2 separate regions of the Homo sapiens genome follow, and region 1 is linked to region 2. Evidence: chromatin loops called from intact Hi-C (ENCODE). Cell type or tissue: PC-3. All regions are shown on one strand. Each heading gives the region's core, and the rest is flanking DNA. Links, peaks and the distances in the headings are about the cores only.

Region 1 (10,226 bases), core at 1,257-9,256, 160 kb after region 2:
AGCAGTTGTTTCTCCAATTTAGGTGCATAGCACTGATAACTAATGGGTTATCACAGGTAATTTGACTTAGACCATGGAGTTCATTCAAATTGTATATTTAAACAATTTTAATATTGGCTGATTAAGCATGATAATCTCAAGCTTGATTTTGAAAGGTTTGTTAAATACCAAAGTCTTAAAAACATTGGATATTACAAAATAGAATCTTAGGACCATAAGTCATTCATTAGGCAAAATGATAACTCAAAATTTTTTTTAAGTAAAAAACATTATTCTGAGAGACAGGAGTCTCAGCTTTCCAAACAAGACCCAATGAAGACAGCATAAAGCCAACTGACTCTCTTTTCTTTCCCTGCTCCCCTTTTTCTTTTATAGTTTACTTAAGAGGTAAACAAAAACCTTTTGTTATCTTTTAATATTACATAAAAATCCTTTTTAAAAGGCCAAATTTTATGTTTCCATTAGCGTATTTTTAATGTTAAAGCTAGTTTTTTAATAACTTTTTATAAATCTATTCAGTTTTAATTAGTTTAACCATAAGGTAAGATTTTTATAAATCTTTTATAGCCCTTTACAATTTTTTCTCAGAGCAGTACAATGTTCTATGAAAACTCTGTTGTGCTTCTCTATTCCAATGTCCAATTTATGAAAAAAAAATCCTGAATAATGCCATTTTAACTTTAGCCAATATGTTCACACATAGAATCTCTTATAATTAGCTGTTATAAACCTTCCACAAATTTTTCAAACTTCATTTAACTTAAAACAGTCCTTTAACCCTCTAACCCAGGCAAAAATTTACATTCCCATACTTTCTTATAATCTCTTACAAAAAAACACACTTCATTCTCATTATACACCTTGCATGTAAACCTGTTTTTTCCGTAATCTCAATTACATATTACAATGTTGACTCTTAGAAACTTTTACTTTTGGTGAAAACCTTGGTAAGTAAGGGATTTTAATTATGTACTAGGTATGGAGTCTAGGACGCAGACAGAAATGCAGATAAGGTCTGACTCTTTCCAGCATCTAACGCCATGTGTCCCATGCCTTGCCTAGCTGTAAAACAGGCATCTGTACAGTTAAGAGTCATAGTGGCATTTTATGAAGCATTTGGGAGGCCTAATCACCTTTAAATTATACAACATTTCTGGCATGAACTTCTTTTCATAAATTCTTTCACAACTTACATAGACCATGTACAACATGTTTAGATATTCTGACTTGCCTTAAACATCCCCCTTTTTAAACAACTAGTCATTTTACTTTAGGACAAGAATTTACCGTATAACATCCTTTCTTATATAAAATCTCTTTTCTTTATAACATTCTTTGCATAGCTAGGGGGCATGGCTAATTCCATATATCTCCTGGTCTTATTTAGAACTTAATGCCTCCAAAATAAATTGAACAATTTTCAAAAGTCAAAGCAGTTTATGACGACCTAAAAGCAGTTAGCAAACCTAATATTTGACCTGCATAATTTAGACAAAAATGTATTCATTTTATCAATAATCTTTAAAGCTGTTTTTATTTCCTAAAGATTACTAAAGTTACATAAACTAAAAGGAATTACAGTTTTTATTTTGTTTTCAAAATATTTGATTTAAGCGCTTATTTTTATTTAAGCCAATTAATTAATTAGTGCTCTTTTATATAAACATTACACACAACACATATATAATTACACAGACAGAAGAAGATTACTTCAGTAGTTGTAAAATGTTTCATTTGCTGGTTTTTAAGTTTCTTAATTGGTTATTGGCTTTAGGGTGGAGCCCTTGGAAGAACAGGGCCAGGAAAGGGGTTTCAGTTGCCTCCTGTTTTTCCCAAGGCGTCCAGGCTGTTAGAGCTTGAATATCCACTTTTAATTAAGCTGACTTTTAACCATAGCACTCTTCAATAAAGTCCTTTTAAAATTTCTTACCACCCGATTTTAGCCAGGCCAGTGAATTTTCAAAAGAAAATGTCAAAGGTAACCTCCCAGGTGATCAGAGAAAAGACAATTTAAGATAGTTTATAGTGGAGAAGAGACAAGACAAGGTTATGCAGATATTAAACCAAAAAAGGACTTACTTCCTAAGCAGGAAATCAAACCCAGACCACCAGTGTGAAAGGCCAAAATCTTAGATACTGAGCTACAGCACAGGGCAGTCTCGACTGTCCTTCCCAGGAGTCTATAGAGTAGTTCCTTTTGAAATTGCAAAGGCTTTTAACTACTCGAGATAATTTTTAGAGCTAACTATGACATAAACCCCAAAATTCCTGTTCCCTGGAAGGTGGAATCCAAGAGAAAATACTGTCATGTGGTCATAAGGTCAAGTTCCCAAGGACCTAAAACAAGACAGAGACCCTATCTAGTTTTTTTGTTTGTTTCAGGGACTTGCAGGAAAGTTTGTTATTGACCAGCTTGCTGGGCCGTCTGGAGCAGCAAGCTTATGAGGGCCTAAGCCTATGTTTTATCCTAAGGTACCCCTCAACCCAGAAAAACAAATTCATAGTACAAATACATCAGTTTAAGACTAGCCTCAGAATTCTTTTCAACATTAATCAAAACCTTACAGAAGAGATAAACAGTGATTTTTACCATTCATTCAACTGTACAGAGAGAGAGAAACCAAAAATCTGACTGGTAAGAAATTCTTACCCTTTTGCCAGCATGCCAGGCTTCTGGGTTCCCTTTCCCTGAGCGGCCCTAGTGACTCAGCTTGCTGTATCATTGCAATGGGGCCAAGCTGCATGATAAAGGAAAATTATATTTTTTTGTTCTGGCCAGAGTAAAATATGTGTGATAAAACATAGACATTAGCCACTCTGCTTAGCACTTAATATCAAACTGGCAAGGCTTAAGTTTGCCCCTGGTTGGGCCCCATCATCATTAATCCAACCTCTGACCATGAGTTTCAACATGTGGTCTCTGGGCAAGATGGTTGCCCTGAGCAATAGGCAAGATAAGAAAGGGAAAGGAGAGAGAGAAAAGCATTGCCTGTGGCAGGGTGGGGAAGGCAAAAAGGCCAGAGAAGATCACCCCCCATTCCAGCGACACTGAAAAGTTCAGGTGGCTGCTTTTTTATAGCAAAGGGATCTTTTCCAGCAGTGTCATCATCTCTCATGTTTCCCCTTTTAGGGAGGAAAAAGCTCCCTATGTCCCACAATCCTGTACATTCCTAATCCTGTCACCTGCAGCCGTCAGGAAAGAGCGCAAGGCAGATTATTCCAAGGAGAATAGCAGTTGACATGCTGTAGTGCCAAACCCATTCTTAGCCAAAAGGAACTTTACTGAGAGCCCTCATTTTCAAATGTACTTCAATGCATTGTTGTTCATTCTGATGTTCCACTGTGAGTTATCTTTAGTAATATTTTGGTGTTTCTGTAAGACTTCGCTGCCTCCCAGACCTAATGTATAAGCCAGAAGGAACTCAGTTTTCCAGAAATTAAGGATCCCATTTTTACCTAAAATATTGACTTTACTCTCAGGTTCTCTTGATTAACTTAGCCAATGATTGTTTTTTTCCTACCTAAGCGCACAAGAAAAATGAAAAAAAGGGGTAGAACAGAAAAATTCCTGTGAATTTTCAAAAGACAAATTTTATAAACCCTGCAAAATACTGCTTACTACCAGTTCCTTTCTGACCTAGTCAGATATAAGAGGCCTCTAACTGGATTCAAACCAGTTAATTCCCAGATCAAATCCATTCTTGGACCCAGTCCAGTTTCTGTCACAACTCTAAACCCAGTTTGGATCAGAAATCTGCTCAAAGAAACTCGGAGAGCTCAAAACGCAAATCCGTGGAGCTCCAAAATCTGAGAGGGAGCTTAACCGTGATCCCCAGCTGCTCTGAGAGATCAATGGACACAAGTGAGTCCTGCAGGTATCTTGAGTGTTCACTCAGCACTTCTGGGGGTCACTGGAAGCTCCACTTCGGATCCTACTCCTGACACCATCTGAGAAAAGAAAAACTTCAGCCAAATTAATTTAAAGGAGTTTAATTAAGCAATGAAAGATTTGCAAATCGGGCAGCCCCCAGAATCACAGCAGATTCACAGAGACTCCAGGGGTGCCTCGTGGTCCTTGTGGTCAGAACAAATTTATAGACAAAAAAGTTAAAGTGACAAACAGGAATCGGAAATTAGGTACAGAAACAGTGAGATTGGTTACAGCTTGGTGTTTGCCTTATTTGAATGCAGTTTGAACATTCAGCAGTCTATGAGTGGTATAGCCACTGGGATTGGCCAACACTCAGCCATTGTTACAGGTGCCTACTATTAAGTTAGGTTTTCAATTGTGTCTGACTATTAAGATAGGTTACAGTTCATCCACAAGGACTCAAATATAGAAGTATGGAGTCTTTCTCAGGCCATATTTATCTTGCTTTAACTCTATCTTCTATTTTATAACCATTGGTTCCTCAATAACATCTAGAATGCCACAAATCACCACAAAAGTAAAAACTGGGTGATGGATTAAATGAGAGGGAGGGAGGGAGGGAGGGATGGATGGATGGATGGATGGATGGGAAGAGAGAGAGAAACATATGTCCTTGACTCTTTATTTTGGTGATTTACACCAAGAAAAGAAAGCTAACAAACTGTTTAATCAGAACTATATCAACTTTTAGGTTTAAAAAATTATTTTGTGAAAAATCCATTAGAATGTTTCAGAGATATGATGATTGGTATGCAGATAAATTTCATTTTTAAATATTTGGTTAGAAAAAGTTAGAATTTTTCAAAATATAAAATTATGAATTACATAAACACTCAATCATATTTTGTCCCTTTTGATAGATTATGTGAGTAAAAGAAACGCAAAAAGACAAAAGAATATAGATGGATTCAATGACATATAAAATCTTTATAATCTAAGCCAAATAAAATTATATAGCACTGGCAACTTTGTCATGACTAAATTTATGAGTGTAACACTAAATAATGAACTGTTTTGTGTGTGACTTATAAAGTAGACTCATTGTTGAATGGGAGAAATATATTATCCAATGCATTTTGAGCAAGATGAAATGTAAGGTACCATTTTTATAGAAATATTTTAGAGGAAGCTGTTCAACATTGGAGGATAATAGCCGTTACTTATAAAATACAGCATTTCCCCTCTGATTCATAGGAAAGTAACAAGATCTTTATCAGAATGTTCTCATTTCCACATAATTCAAATACCATGTATATCAAAAAATAACAAGTAAAGACAAAATTTATTAAATTTTAGAATATGAATGGCATTGATCATAGTGAATACATTTGACAAAATCAAATAACCAATGGAGCATATTCATTTTGGTGAGTATTCTTAGTAAAGTCTTTAGGTCTCAGTTTCTTTTGAAAAATAAACTGGTTGTGAATATTACATGAGATAAAATAAACGGAAAGGCACATTGTAAAAGAGTGATAAAGCAATACATAAATATAAATTCTAAATGTTATAACATTGTGCATAGTCATTGTGCATGTTAAATGTTCAAAAAATAACTGAGTTAATGATTGAGGCATTGCAGGAAGTCTGGGGTGAGGCACTTGGCAGGAACTGCCACACAGGACTATTTTCTTCACTATGACAATGCTCTAGCTGAGAGTGAATGTTTTTAATATAAATGGTTTTACTCAGCTTAACAACCTACTGGATTCACTATTACAGTCATGAGTCATTTAAGCACAGGGACATATTCTGAGAAATGTGTTGTTAGGCTATTTTGTCATGTGAACATCGCAGAGTGTACCTACATAAACCTAGATTGTGTAGCCTACTATGCTCCTAGGGTATTGCTCATAGGCTGCAAATCTGTACAGCATGCGATTGAACTGAATTTTGTAGGTAGTTGTAACAAAATGGTATTTGTGTGTATCTACACATAGCTCAATACAGAAAAAGTACAGTAAATATAGGTTATAAAATATTAAAAATGATATACCTGAATAGAGCACTTACCATGAATGGAGGTTACAGAACTAGTATTGGCTTGGGTGAATTTGTGAGTGAGTAATGAATGAAGGCTTAGGACAATACTGTACACTACAGTAGTGTCAGTAATGTTTAAACTGTGCACACTTAGGCTATGCTAAATTTATTCTTTTTAGTTTTCTTCAGTAGTAAATTAACCTTAGCTTACTGTAATTTTTTCTTCATAGACTTCGTAATTTTTTAACTTTTTAACTCTCTCATAACTACACTTAGCTTAAAACACGAACACTTTTTTCCTTTATATACTTATTCTATAAGGTTTTTCTATTATTAGGCATTTTTTTTTACTTTTTAAACTTTTTTGCTAAAAACTAAGACACAAACACACACATTAGTCTGGGCTTACAGGGGATCAGGATCATTAATATCACTGTCTTCCACTTCCAAATCTTGTCCAACTGGAAGGTCTTCACAGGTAGTAACATGCATGGAGCTGTCATCTCCTATGATAACAATGCCTTCTTCTGGAATACCTCCCGAAGGAGCTGCCTGAGGCTGTTTTACAGTTAGCTTTTTTGATTTTAATAAGTAGAAGAAATGCACTCTAAAATTACAATAAAAAGTATAATATAATAAAACATAAACCAGTAACATAGTTGTTTATTATCATTACCAAGTATTATGTACTATGCATAACTGTATGTGCTACACTTATATATTCCTGGCAGCACAGTAGGTTTGTTTACACCAGCATCACTATAAACATGTGAGTAGTGCCTTGCCCTACTACATTTGGATGGCTACAGTGTCACTAGGTGATAGCAATTATTCAGCTCTGTTATAATCTTATTCAACCACTTTAGTGTAAGCAGTTCATTGTTGACCAAAATGCTGTAATGCAATACATGACTGTATTTAATACTGTTTCCACTATTCAAGCACAACAGATCATTCATCATCACAATATTATTATAATCAATACTATTCAAAGGAGAAAACACAAGCTCTGGAAACAATTTCAAGATAGGAGTTTAACTCACTAATGCAAAAAAGACACATCATCAAAAAAGCAGTATTCAAAATGTGAGGTTGATGACACTTATGATATCATTATTCATAGGATGAAGAATTCTGGCATTTCCATTCATCTTTCTACCACCTATATGTCTAAGGCAGACATTGCAGAGCAACTACCTCAACAACCTTACAGCCCTTTTCCTTATGCCTTTCTATAATGCAGAAACAGGAAACTAAAACAAAATGACATTTCTCAGACTGCTTGCAGCTGAATTTTAAAATATGATTTAGATCCAGATGGGATTAAGACTTGGGCAACAGAATGAGAAAGAGGGCACCTTTCTGCTGCTTCAGATAATTCTGCTGGCAAACCCAATGGTGGTGGTAGTTGGATTTCCAAAGCAGCAGTACTAGAACTTGTAGACACAAACAGGGCAGGATTTGAATAGGTTTGGACATGTAATTTATTACACCTTATGTTTGCAAAAATCTTAAATATTAAAAAAGAATGAAATGAAAATTTTAGAACTAAAAAAAATACAACAATCAAAATAGCAACTCACTGGATGGACTCAATAGAGGATGGTCATCACAGAGGAAAGAATCAGTAAACTTGAAATTATCTGAACAACAAAATTTTATTCTAGAAAAATACAATAAACAGAATCTTAGAGACTTGTGGCAAAATATTAAAAGACCTACTATTCACATCATCCGAATCCCAAAAGGAAAGAAAGTTTGATGCAGAAAAATATTTAAAGTGATAATGCACTTTAAAAACTTCCAAAATTGAGTTGGGTGTGGTAGTGAATGACTATAGTCCCAGCTATTCAGGAGGCTGAGGCAGGAAGATTGTCTGAACCCAGAGGTAAAAATTCAGCTGGGGCAAAATAATAAGACCCCATCTCTAAAAAAAAAAAAAAAGAACAACAGGGAGGCTTCCAAGATGGCCAAATAGGACCAGCTCTGGTCTGCTACTCCCAGAGAGATCGACACAGATGGGTGATTTCTGCATTTCCAACTGAGGTACATGGTTCATCTCACTGCGGCTAGTTGGACAGTGGGTGCAGACAATGGAGGGCAAACTGAAGCAGGGCAGTGTGTCTCCTCATAGAGGAAGCACAAGGAGTTGGGGGATTTCCCTTTCCTAGCCAAGGGAAGACATGACAGACTGCACCTGGAGGAATGATACACTCCTGCCCAAATACTGCACTTTTCCCACAGTCTTAGCAACCAACAGACCAGGAGATCCCCTCCTGTGCCTGGATCGGCAGGTCACACGCTCACAAAGCCTTTCTCACCGCTAGCACAGCAGTCTGAGATTGACCTGCAATGCTGCAGATTGGCAAGGGAAGGGGTGTCCACCATTGCTGAGGCTTGAGTTGGCGGTTTTATGCTCACAAAGTGGCCAGGAAGCTCAAACTGGGCAGAGTCCACTGCAGCTCAGCAAGGCCTACTGCCTATCTAGATTCGACCTCTGTGGCAGAGCATAGCTAAACAAAAGAAAGACAGTCTCTGCAGGCTTAAACTTCCCTCTCTGACAGCTCTGAAGAGAGCAGTGGTTCTCCCAGCATGGTGTTCGAGCTCTGAGAACGGACAGACTGCCTCCTCAAGTGGGTCCCTGACCCCCGTGTAGCCTGACTGGGAGACAACTCCCAGTAGGGGCCAACAGACACCTCATACAGGTGGGTGCCCCTCTGGGATGAAGCTTCCAAGGGAAGGATCAGGCAGCAATATTTGGTGTACTGCAGCCTCCACTGGTGATACCCAGGGAAACAGGGTCTGGAGGGGACCTCCAGCAAACTCCAACAGACCTTCAACTGAAGAGCCTGACTATTAGAAGGAAAAGTAGCAAACAGAAAGGAATAGCATCAACATCAACAAAAAGGACATTCACACCAAAACCCCATCTGTAGGTCACCAACATCAAAGACCAAAGGTAGATAAAACCACAAAGATGGGTAGAAAACAGAGCAGAAAAGCTGAAAATTCCAAAAACCAGAGCGCCTCTTCTCCTTCAAAGGATCGCAGCTGCTCCCCAACAAGGGAACAAAACTGGACAGAGGAATGACTTTGACGAGTTGACAGAAGTAGGCTTCAGAAGGTCGGTAATAACAAACTTCTCTGAGCTAAAGGAGCATGTTCTAGCCAATCGCAAGGAAGCTAAAATCCTTGATAAAAGGTTAGACGAATGGCTAACAAGAATAAACAGTGTAGAGAACACCTTAAATGTACTGATGGAGCTGAAAACCAAAGCACAAGAACTTCGTGATGCATGCACAAGCTTCAGTAGCCAATTCAATCAAGTGGAAGAAAGGGTATCAGTGATTGAAGATCAAATTAATGAAATAAACCAAGAAGACAAGATTAGAGAAAAAAGAGTGAAAAAAATGAACAAAGTCTCCAAGAAATATGGGACTATGTGAAAAGACCAAATACACGTTTCATTGGTGTACCTGAAAGTGACAGGGAGTTAGAAAACACTCTTCAGGATATTATCCAGGAGAACTTCCCCAACCTAGCAAGGCAAACCAACATTCAAATTCAGGAAATACAGAGAACACCACAAAGATACTCCACAAGAAGAGCAACCCCAAGACACATAATTTTCAGATTCACCCAGGTTGAAATAAATGAAAAAAAAATGTTAAGGGCAGCCAGAGAGAAAGGTCAGATTACCCACAAAGGGAAGCCCATCAGACTAACAGCAGATCTCTCGGTGGAAACCCTACAAGCCAGAAGAGAGAGGGGGCCAATATTCAACATTCTTAAAGAAAAGAATGTTCAATCCAGAATCTGATATCCAGCCAAACTAAGCTTCATAAGTGAAGTGGAAATAACATCCTTTACAGACAGGCAAATGTCTAGAGATTTTGTCACCACTAGGCCTGCCTTACAAGAGCTCCTGAAAGAAGCACTAAACATGGAAAGGAACAACTGGTACCAGCCACTGCAAAAACATGCCAAATGGTAAAGACCATCGATGCTATGAAGAAACTGCACCAATCAACGGGCAAAATAACCAGCTAACATCATAATGATAGGATCAAATTCACACATAACAATATTAACCTTAAATGTAAATGGGCTAAATGCCCCAATTAAAAGACACAGACTAGCAAATTAGATAAAGAGTCAAGATCCATCAGTGTGCTGTATTCAGCAGACCCATCTCATGTGCAGAGACACACATAGGCTTAAAATAAAGGGATGGAGGAAGATCTACCAAGAAAATGGAAAGCAACAAAAAAGCAGTGGTTGCAATCCTAGTCTCTGATAAAACAGACTTTAA
Region 2 (10,226 bases), core at 1,425-9,424:
ATATATATATTTATAATATATATAATATATATATTTATAATATATATTATATATATATTTATAATATATATTATATATATATTTATAAAATACTTCTAGGCCTACAATAAAACTTAGACAATCACACAATAATGGGGGGCAGGACTTCAACACTCCCACTGATAGTGTTAGGCAGATCATTGAGGCAGAAAGCTAACAAAGAAATTCTGGACTAAAATTTAACACTGACCAATTAGAAATAATAGACATCTACAGAATATCCCACCCAAAAAACTACAGAATATACATGCTTGTCATCTGCACATGGAACATACTCTAAAGCTGACCACATGTCCAGCCATTAAACATGTCCAGCCATTAAACATGTCCCAGTAAATTCAAAAAAATTGAAATCATACTACGCATACTCTTGGACCACAGTGAAATAAAAATAGAGACCAATATTAAGAAGATCTATCAAAGCCACACAATTACATGAAAATTAAACTACTTGCTTCTGAATGACTTTTGAGTAAACAATGAAATTTATGCAGAAATCAAAAACTCTTTGATATTAATGAAAAGAGAGATACAGCATATCAAAATCTCTGGTATACAGCAAAAGTAGTATTAAGAGGAAAGTTTAGTGCTGAACACCTACATCAAGGAGTTAGAAAGATCTCAAATTAAAATTCTAACATCACACATAGAGGAATAAGAAAAACAAAAATAAACTAACCCCAAAGCTAGCAGAATAAAAGAAATAGCTAAAATCAGAGCAGAACTGAATGAAATTGAGACCTGAAAAATCTATACAAAGGATCAGCAAAACCAAAAGTTCCTTCTCTGAAAGGATAAACATGATCAATGGATTGCTAGCTAAATTAATAAAGAAACAAGAGAGAAGATCCAAATAAGCACAATCAGAAATGACAAAGGTGACATGACAGGTAATCCCTGAGAAATAAAAAAGATCTTGAGACTATTATAAACACCTGCATGCACACAAACTAGGAAATCTAGAGGAAATGGGTAAATTTCTGGAAACATGAAATCTCCCAAGATTGAATCAGGAAGAAATTAAAACCCTGAACAGAACAATATGAGTTCTGAAATGGAATCAATAATAATAATAATAAAATCCTACCAAACAAAAGAAAGCCCTGAACCAGATGGATCCACAGCTGAATTCTACCAGATGTACAAAGAAGAGTCCCTGAATCTATTCCAAAAAATTGAGGAGAAGGAATTCCTCCCTAACTCATCCTATGAAACTACCATCATCCTGAACCAAATTCTGTCAAAGACATAATGAAAAAAGAAAACTACCGGCTAATATCCTTGATGAATATAGACACAAAAATTCTCAACAAAATACTAGTAAACTGAATACAGCAGCACGTGAAAAACTTAATTCACCACAGTCAAGTAGGCTTTATTCCTGGGATGCAAGCTTGGTTCAATATGCACAAATCAACAAACGTGATTTACCACATAAAGAGAATTGAAAACAAAAAACACATAATCATCTAAATAGATACAGAAAAAGTGCTTGATAAAATCCAACATTCTTTCATGATAAAAGCTCTCAACAAACTAGGCATTGAAGAAACGTAACTCGAAACAGTAAGAGACATCTATTACAAACCCACAGCTAACATCATACTCAATGGGCAGAAGCTGAAAGCATTCCCCTTAAGAACCAGAACAAGACAAGTATACAGACTCTCGCCCCTCCTATTTAATATAGTGCTGAAAGTCCTGGAAAGAGCAATCAGGCAAGAGAAAGAAAGAAAATACCTCCAAATTGGGGAAAAAAGAAGTTATCTCTCTTCCATGACAAGATGGTTCTATACTTGGAAAACTGTGAAGGCTCCATCAAAAGGCTGCTAGAACAGTAAATAACTTTCATAAAGTTTCAGGATACAAAATCAATGTGCAAAAATCAGTAGCATTTCTATACAGCAATACACTAAAGCCAAGAACCAAATCAAGAACACAGCCCCATTTACAATAGACACACAGACACAGACACACACACACACACACACACACACACACACACAACCTACAAATACATCTAACCAAGGAGGCGAAAGATCTCTACAGGGAGACCTATAAAACACTGCTCAAAGAAATCAGAGAAGGCACAGATGGAAAAACAGTTCATGGTCATGGATTGGAAGAATCAACATCATTAAAATAGCCTGACTGCCCAAAGCTATTTGCAGATTCACTGCTATTCCTCTCAAACTACCAACATCATTTCTCACAGAATTAGAAAAAAAAAAATCTGTTCCAAAATTCATATGGAACAACCAAAAAAAGAGCCCAAATAGCCAAAGCAATCCCAAGCAAAAAGAACAAAGTTGAGGAGGCAGCACATTACCCAACTTCAAACTATACTACAAAGTTACCATAACCAAAACAGCATGGTACTGGTACAAAAACAGACACATAGACTGATGGAAAAGAATAGAAAACCCAGAAATAAAGCCATACACCTACAACTAGCTGACCTTTGACAAAGTAAACAAAAATAAGCAATGGTAAAAGGACTCCCTATTCACTACATGATGCTGGGATAACTAGCTAGCCATATGCAAAAGAATGAACCTGGACCCCTACCAACCACCACACATAAAAATTAACTTAAGGTGGATTAAAGACTTAACCGTATGACCTCACACTGTAAAAGTCCTAGAAGAATGCCTAAGAAATACTCTTCTAGACATCTGCTTTGGCAAAGAATTTATGACTAAGTCCCAAAAAGCAATTCCAACAAAAACAAAAATTGACGAGTAGCACGTAATTAAACTAATGAACTTCTGCATAGAAAGAGAAACTGTCAACACAGTGAACAGACCACTTATAGAACAGGAGAAAATATTCACAAACTATGCATCTGACAAAAGTCTAATATATCCAGAATCTGTAGGGAGCATAAATAACTCAACAAAGACAAAACAAATAATTGTCTGTTATTGGTGTATAACAGACAATTAAAAAAATGGCAAAGAACATGAACAAACACTTCCCAAAAGAAGACACAGAAGTGGCCAACAATCATATGAAAAAAAATACGCCATATCACTAATCATCAGAGAAATGCAAATCAAAACCATGAGATACTATCTATCTCACACTAGTCAAAATGGCTTTTGTTAAAAAGTCAAAAAATAACAGAAGTTGTTGAGGTTGTGGAGAAAAGGGAATGCCTATACACTGTTGGTGGGAATGTAAATGAGTTCACCCACTGTGAAAAGCAGTTTGGAGGTTTCTCAAAGAACTAAAAGTAGAACTACAATTTGACTGAGCAATTCTTTTTCTGAGTATATGCCCAAAAGAAAATAAATTATTGTTCCAAAATTACACATGTACTCGTTCATCACAGCACTATTCACAATAGCAAAGACATGGAATCAACCTAGGTGCCCATTAATGGTATATTGGATTTAAAACATGTGGTGCATATACACCATGGAACACTACACAGCTATAAAAAAGAACAAAATCATGTCTTTTGTAACAACGCAGATGCATGTGGGGGCCATTATCCTAAGTGAATTACTGCAGAAACAGATAACCAGTTTCCACATGTTTTCACTTATAAGTGGGAACTAAACATTGAGCACGCAGGGACTAAAGATGGGAATGATAGACACTGGAGACTAATAGAGAGGGAAGAGAGGAAGGTGAGTAGGGGTTGAAAAACTACCACAGTACCCTACCTATTGGGTACTATGCTCACTACCTGGGTGACAGAATCAATCATACCCCAAACCTCAGCGTCATGCAATATGCTACACATGTACCAAACCTGCACATGTACCCCTGAATCTAAAATAAAATCTGATTTTTTTAAAAAAGAATAGACTAAAAGAGAGAAAATTATCTTTATAGGATAACAACTTTATCTTTTACATATCCTTTTTACAATATGCTATAAAATAAAAACTCAGTAATTGGATATCTCTATAAAACCAACAAAATAACTGATTGAAAGTACGAGTTCTTCTTCACCAACACTTGTAGGTGATCCATGTCAGGAGAAATAAAGAATGTAATTGACTCAGGGAATGGTGACTAATAATTCAACAGGATGTAATAGAGGAAAGTCTCATCGCTTCATGACTAAGCCTCTTGATTTACTAATAGAGACTGGACTATGAAAAAATAGCAGATTCCCCTTAACTGGACAGGGAAAAAAAGATAATTCTTAGTTGATTATATTTCTTGATCTATTTATTTCTTCTAAGAAATGCTCATTTTTTCATTGACTAACTTTTATAAGCAATCAATATGATAAAAAAACAGTTACCTTACTTCATTTTTTGCAACTTTTTTTCATCTGCTATAAATGCTATAAATGAATTCTGAAGAGTGTGGGGTAACTAATACTCCATGGGTATTATGTAAAATGAGTTTCTAAATAATGAGATAATAACAAATGGGTCAAAAAATAATCAAAGGATCACAATAAGGGTAAAGACAGATTAGCCTTCAATATCAGCATCCTCAAAATGTAAAATGAAGCAAAATAATTAAGACTCCTTATAATAGAATTTTATTTTGCTGTGATTTTCCTTCACACTTTTGTGGTCTTTATTTAATACCTGTTGATGTGGACTAAAGAACCAAAATTGACAAGACTAACTGCAAATAAAGACATTGGTATGTGTATGAGATTTACACCATTTCAATAGCTTGCCAGAGAATTTCCATTCTAAAGTCCTAAGATGAATGCCTAATCTGACCAGGCATCTTGTAGATGTAGTCTTCACCCAGGTGCTTGTCAGAATGGAATTCCATGTAATGGAGGCAAATTACTACTGTTTACAAATATGACCAGGAGGAAAGAACTGGGATGAGTCATTACAACCTATCACCTCTATAAGAATAAAGTACTCAATGCCTTCAAAAATAGCTTAGAGAAGAGAGATTGCATTGTGAGATTTGGATGTGGGACCTTTAAAGGTAGAAGCAGGAAGTGTAATATTTAACTCCCAGTCCTTCCCTTAGTCCTCCAATAGAGGCTTAATTCAAATTCTGGGAAAGGGAAAGTGGTTGTTAAGGATTTTCCTAACTCAAAACATGTAGGCTTTAGAAGGCCCTGTCTGTTGGTCAAAATAGGTTCTTGCCAGGTCATAATCTATTTGTTTATTTGATAAGTTTTTATTGGGTGGCCTGTAGTGCCAGTTACTGTGCCAAGTAATAGAAATACAAAGATAAATGAGGCAGAGTTCTTGTCCTTAAGGAATCTGTATCAAAGTCAAGGAGCCACATAAGCAAGACACTGACGACACAGTGAAATGGGTGCTGATTTGTTCCAACTGAGGGCAAAGGGAGAGGTCAAGGAAGCTCTCCTTGAAAAGTAACCTAGGAAAGAAATTTTGGAAGGTAGCAAAAAAAGGACATATTAGCAAATTGCTCCAGATACATGAAGAAGATGTTCAAAGTGTGTAAAGAAAGCACAGCAAAGACTTGTGGAATTAATAATGGTTGAATTGTTGGAGTAATCAAGGGCTATATTGTGAGAGCTCTTATGTGCCAGGCAGTTTGAAGGAAGGCTTTGAGGAACAATTAAAGAATGGTAATCAGGAAGTGTTTTAGAAAGTTTATTCCATATTAGTGAGAGAAGAGAGACAGACCCTCTCAAATTGTTTTATATTGTTTTATACTGAGAAAAGGAAAGAGAAACGACACTAAAGGCAAGTAGCCCGGCGCCTAGGATCCAGACCTGAAACCAAGGAACCAGACCAGAAACTAGGCCTGGGCCTGCCTGACCTAAGCCTGGTAGTTAAAATTCGACCCCTGACCTAGCAACTGATGTTATCTATAGATTCCAGACATTGTATAGAAAGACATTGTGAAACTTCCCAGTCTGTTCTGCTTCACTCTGACCACTGGTGCATGCAGCCCCTGTCACGTACCACCTGCTTGCTCAATCGATCACGACCCTCTCATGTGGACCCCCTTAGAGTTGTGAGCCCTTAAAAGGGACAGGAATTGCTCACTGGGGGAGCTCGGCTCTTGAGACAGGAGTCTTGCCGATGCTCCTGGCCGAATAAACCCCTTCCTTCTTTAACTCGGTGTCTGAGGAGTTTTGTCAGCAGCTCGTCCTGCTACATTAGGGTGGAGTCAACCATAGACTAAAAACATTTACAAGGTAGAACAAAAGTCAAGGTAGTCTTGATTGGGAAAAAAAGTCTTGAGTGTGAAAAATATTAATGATGTTGAATTAAAATTCTGCTGCAGAGGGGTATCCTCTATTTTGTGTCCTGATTTCCAAAATTCAAGAAGCTCCTACTATTTCTTACCTCCTGAAGACTTCTAAAATGTCTCTCTTTCCTGCTTGCATGGTAGTGTCCCAAGGCATGATATTTTTCTCTCAAGACTTGACCCAGAATTCATCTAAACATATAAAGTATATTAAATAACAAATTTATTTTCAACAATACATGCTTCAAATAAATATCTAATGAGATACATTATTCTCATCGGTTTGTAAACTCAGAATTATAAATGCTCTCTTCAGAATTCCTCAAAATTAAAAATATCAAGCAACTTTGACAATATGGAATGTTTCCTTCTCATTTCTTAACTGCTGATTTCTATACTCTAGAAAAGCAAGCATATCAATATGTTCTCTGATTCATAATCATGCCCTATCTTATTTTTTCTCAATATGACCTAATTCTGACATTATCTTACTCTAATTCTTTGTCAGTTTTTCTCACTCATCACTTGCCTACTGTTGGCACCAAAACCTCGTATCTGTCTACTATGCTGTAACTCATCTCTTCAATTGCCGTTCATCTTCTCAAGACTGTTCACAAACTACATCATCATATATACATGTGTGATTGTGTATATGTACAAAGCCAGCCTTGATATCCAATCATCATACTATCTAATATCATAGACATGAAGTTACTCATTTACTAGCAAGACCTGGGGCCCTTAAGTCACCTTGATATTAAGATTCTCACCCAAGACACTACATTCTATTCATAGAAACAGATATTCCATCATATTCAGCTATGGTATGAAAGAGAAAAATCAGACTCTGAACAGTTACCACACATGGAACAAAAGACTTACCTTCATAGGATACCATATAGCCAACTCTAACAATGCTGGCAGTAAAGACTCAACCCTTGCCTGATATCTAATCTTTTAATAATTACATATATGTGCCTTGGTCTTTTGCTTTTTACCTTGTTGCTTTTCACTTTTACCTCATCATCACTACTTCCAGTCTTCTGCAATTTCTTGATACGAAGTTTGTTTTCCTGACTTTCCCTCAGCTTCCATGTTAAGTCATGGAATTTTATTTAATGTCTTCCTCAACTTAGTTACCACCCAGTTCTTCTAGTCATACAATCTGGATAGCCATAGCCCTGATGATCTATTCATTCTTAAAATAAAACTGAGTTCCTCCCTGTACCCTCATTTACTCCACAGAAACTGATGATTTGGACACTCCAACAATTTGTTTGTGTACATATACCAAAAACAATCAGTATGAGATGTTGTAATATCTTAATTCATTGTTCTATTACCTCATAAAAGGGGAGTAACCTCAATATTTAGGTGGATTTATACACTTTGGTTTGTTTGAATTGCTTTGGTTTGGTTTTTATCAGCATTCTCAAAGTCTTTGATTTCTGGTGTTTGTCAACTCTATAATTAATTTTAGTGTATACTAAGCTCTGAAATAATGTTAGCAAATCATTTCCATAAATAATTTATTATTTTTCTAATACATTAGAAGCTATGTAATGATGATTATCTTAATAAAAAATCCCACAAAAAGAATTTTCTACTCAAGTGTAAATTCCTAAAATTTACTATATCTACTTAAGTATAATATTCCTAATTTTCTGTAGCAGATGCATATTGTGCCCTTAATACAGTTACAGTTTTAGTCATGACGCACACTTACACATGGAATCAATTTCAATATCAACTATCCTTATTTGGATAGTACATGTGTGCTCATGCTGTACAAGTTTTTATTCTCCCCTCAGAAGAAAAGTGCAGATAAGATTATCATCTCATAATCTCAACATAAGCAGTACAGAGGAGAAATGACCAATTCCATATAATTATAAATTATAAGTGATTCATAGTACAGGTGTACCTTGGAGATACTGTAGATTTGGTTCCAGACCACCACAATAAAGTGAATAAAGTGAGCCACACTTTTTTTTTTGGTTTTGTAGTGCATATAAAAATTATACTTACACTATTGTCTAATAAATGTGTAATAAGACTATGTCTAAAAATTCACATATCTTAATTAAAAATACTTTATTTCCAAAAAATGCTAACAATTATATAAGCCTTCAGTAAGTTGTCATCTTTTTGCAGGTATAGGGACTTGCCACGATATTGATGGCTGCTGATGGATCAGGGTGATGGTAGCTAAAAGTTTGGGTGGTTGTGGCAATTTCTTAAAATAAGACAACAGTGAACTTCACTGCATCTATTGATCCTTCCTTTCATGAAAGATTTTTTGTAGCATGTGATGCTATCTGATAGCAGCATTTCACCTACTGTTTCAAAACTGGAGTTAATCTTCTCAAATCCTGCCACTGCTTGATCAACTAATTTTTTGATGTCCTTTCAACAATGTTCATAAGATCTTCACAAGAAGTAGATTCCATCTCAAGAAACCACTTTATTTATTCATCCATAAGAAACAACTCCTTATCTGTTCAAGTTTTATCATGAGATTGTAGCAATTTGGTCACATCTGCAGACCCCACTTATAATTCTCTTGTAATTTCCACCACATCTGCAATTACTTCCTCCACGGAAGTCTTGAACCCTTCAAAGTCATCTATGAGGGTTAGAATCAACTTCTTCCAAACTCCTGTTAATGTTGACATTTTGACCTCCTCCCATTAATCATGAATGTTCTTAATGGCATCTAGAATGGTGAATCCTTCACAGAAGGTTTTCAATTTACTTTGCCCAGATCCATCAGAGAAACCACTTTCTATGATAGCTACAGCCTTACAAAAAGTATTTCTTAAATAATAAGACTTGAAAGTTGAAATTACCCCTTGATCCATGAGAATTGGCAGGCACAAAAACAACATTAATTTTCATGTCCATCTCCATCAGAGCTCTTGGATGACCAGATGCATTGTCAATGAGCAGTGATATTTGAAAATGAATCTTTTTTTACTGAGCAGTAGGTCTCAACAGTGGGCTTAAAATATTCAACAGATCAAGCTATAATCAGATGTGCTGCCATCTGGGTTTCGTGATTTCATTTACAGTGCATAGGAAAAGAAGATTTAGCATAATTCTTAAGGAGCCTACAATTTTCAGAATGAGTTTGGCTTTAAGTTAAAGCCAAATGAGCACTGGCTTAAACTTAAAAGTCACCAGCTGCATTAACCCTAACAAGAGAGTCAGCCTGTTTTTTGAAGTTTTGAAAGGAGACACTGACCTCTGTAGCTATAAAAGGCCTAGATGGCATCTTTTTATAATGGAAGGCTGTTTTGTGCACATTGAAAATCTGTTGTTTAGTGTAGCCACCTTCATCCATGATCTTAGCTAGATCTTTTTGGACATTTGCAGTAGCTTCTACAACAGAACTTGCTGCTTCACTTTTCACTCTTATGTTATAAAGATGGCTTCTTTCCTTAAATGGTATGAACCAAACTGCTAGCTTCCAACTTTTCTTCTGCAGCTTTCTCACTTCTCTTAGTCTTCATAGAATAAAAGAGAGTGAAGGCCTTGCTCTGGATTAGACTTTGGCGTAAGAGAATGTTGTGGTTAGCTTAATCTTTTATCCAGACCACTCAAACTTTGTCCATATCACCAATATGGAGCAATCAGTTTCATTTTCTTATCATGTGTATGTTCACCACATGATGTGCATGTTCAATTTCCTTCAAGAACTCTTTCTTTACATTAACAACTTAGCTAACTGGTGCAAAAGGCCTAGTTTTTGTCCTGCTGTAGCTTTCAACATGCCTTCCTCAATAAGCTTAATCATTTCTAGCTTTTGATTTAAAGTGAGAGATGTATAAGGCTTCCTTCCACTTGTGTACTTAGAGGCCATTGTAGAGTTATTAAGTGGTCTAATTTACATTCTGTTTTGTCTCAGGGAATAGGGAGGCCAGAGGACAGGGAGAAAGACAAGGGAATGACATATCAGTGGAGCAGTCAGAACACATGCAATATTTGTCTATCAAGTTTGCCATCTTATATAGGTGTGGTTTGTA

The links. A loop is a pair of places that touch in the nucleus more often than their neighbours do. Peaks named below come from ENCODE experiments on the same cell type or tissue, not always from the same donor. Only the 100,000 strongest peaks of a DNase experiment are listed, where the experiment ranks them.
Region 1: it touches region 2 in a loop (4-fold over the local background); 2 of 110 quality-filtered maps call a loop at or near these places.

The regions. Positions count from the first base shown.
Region 1 is chr5:40,328,039-40,338,264 of GRCh38, forward strand. No RefSeq gene overlaps it. Among named protein-coding and RNA genes, the nearest start is that of LINC00604, 93 kb to the left of the region's middle. In PC-3, for the core only: no CTCF peak of the experiment used is centred there; a DNase peak (open chromatin) is centred at 5,633; H3K4me3 peaks cover 279 bases; H3K27ac peaks cover 2,128 bases.
Region 2 is chr5:40,168,085-40,178,310 of GRCh38, forward strand. No RefSeq gene overlaps it. Among named protein-coding and RNA genes, the nearest start is that of LINC00604, 67 kb to the right of the region's middle. In PC-3, for the core only: no CTCF peak of the experiment used is centred there; DNase peaks (open chromatin) are centred at 4,077 and 4,847; H3K27ac peaks cover 2,410 bases.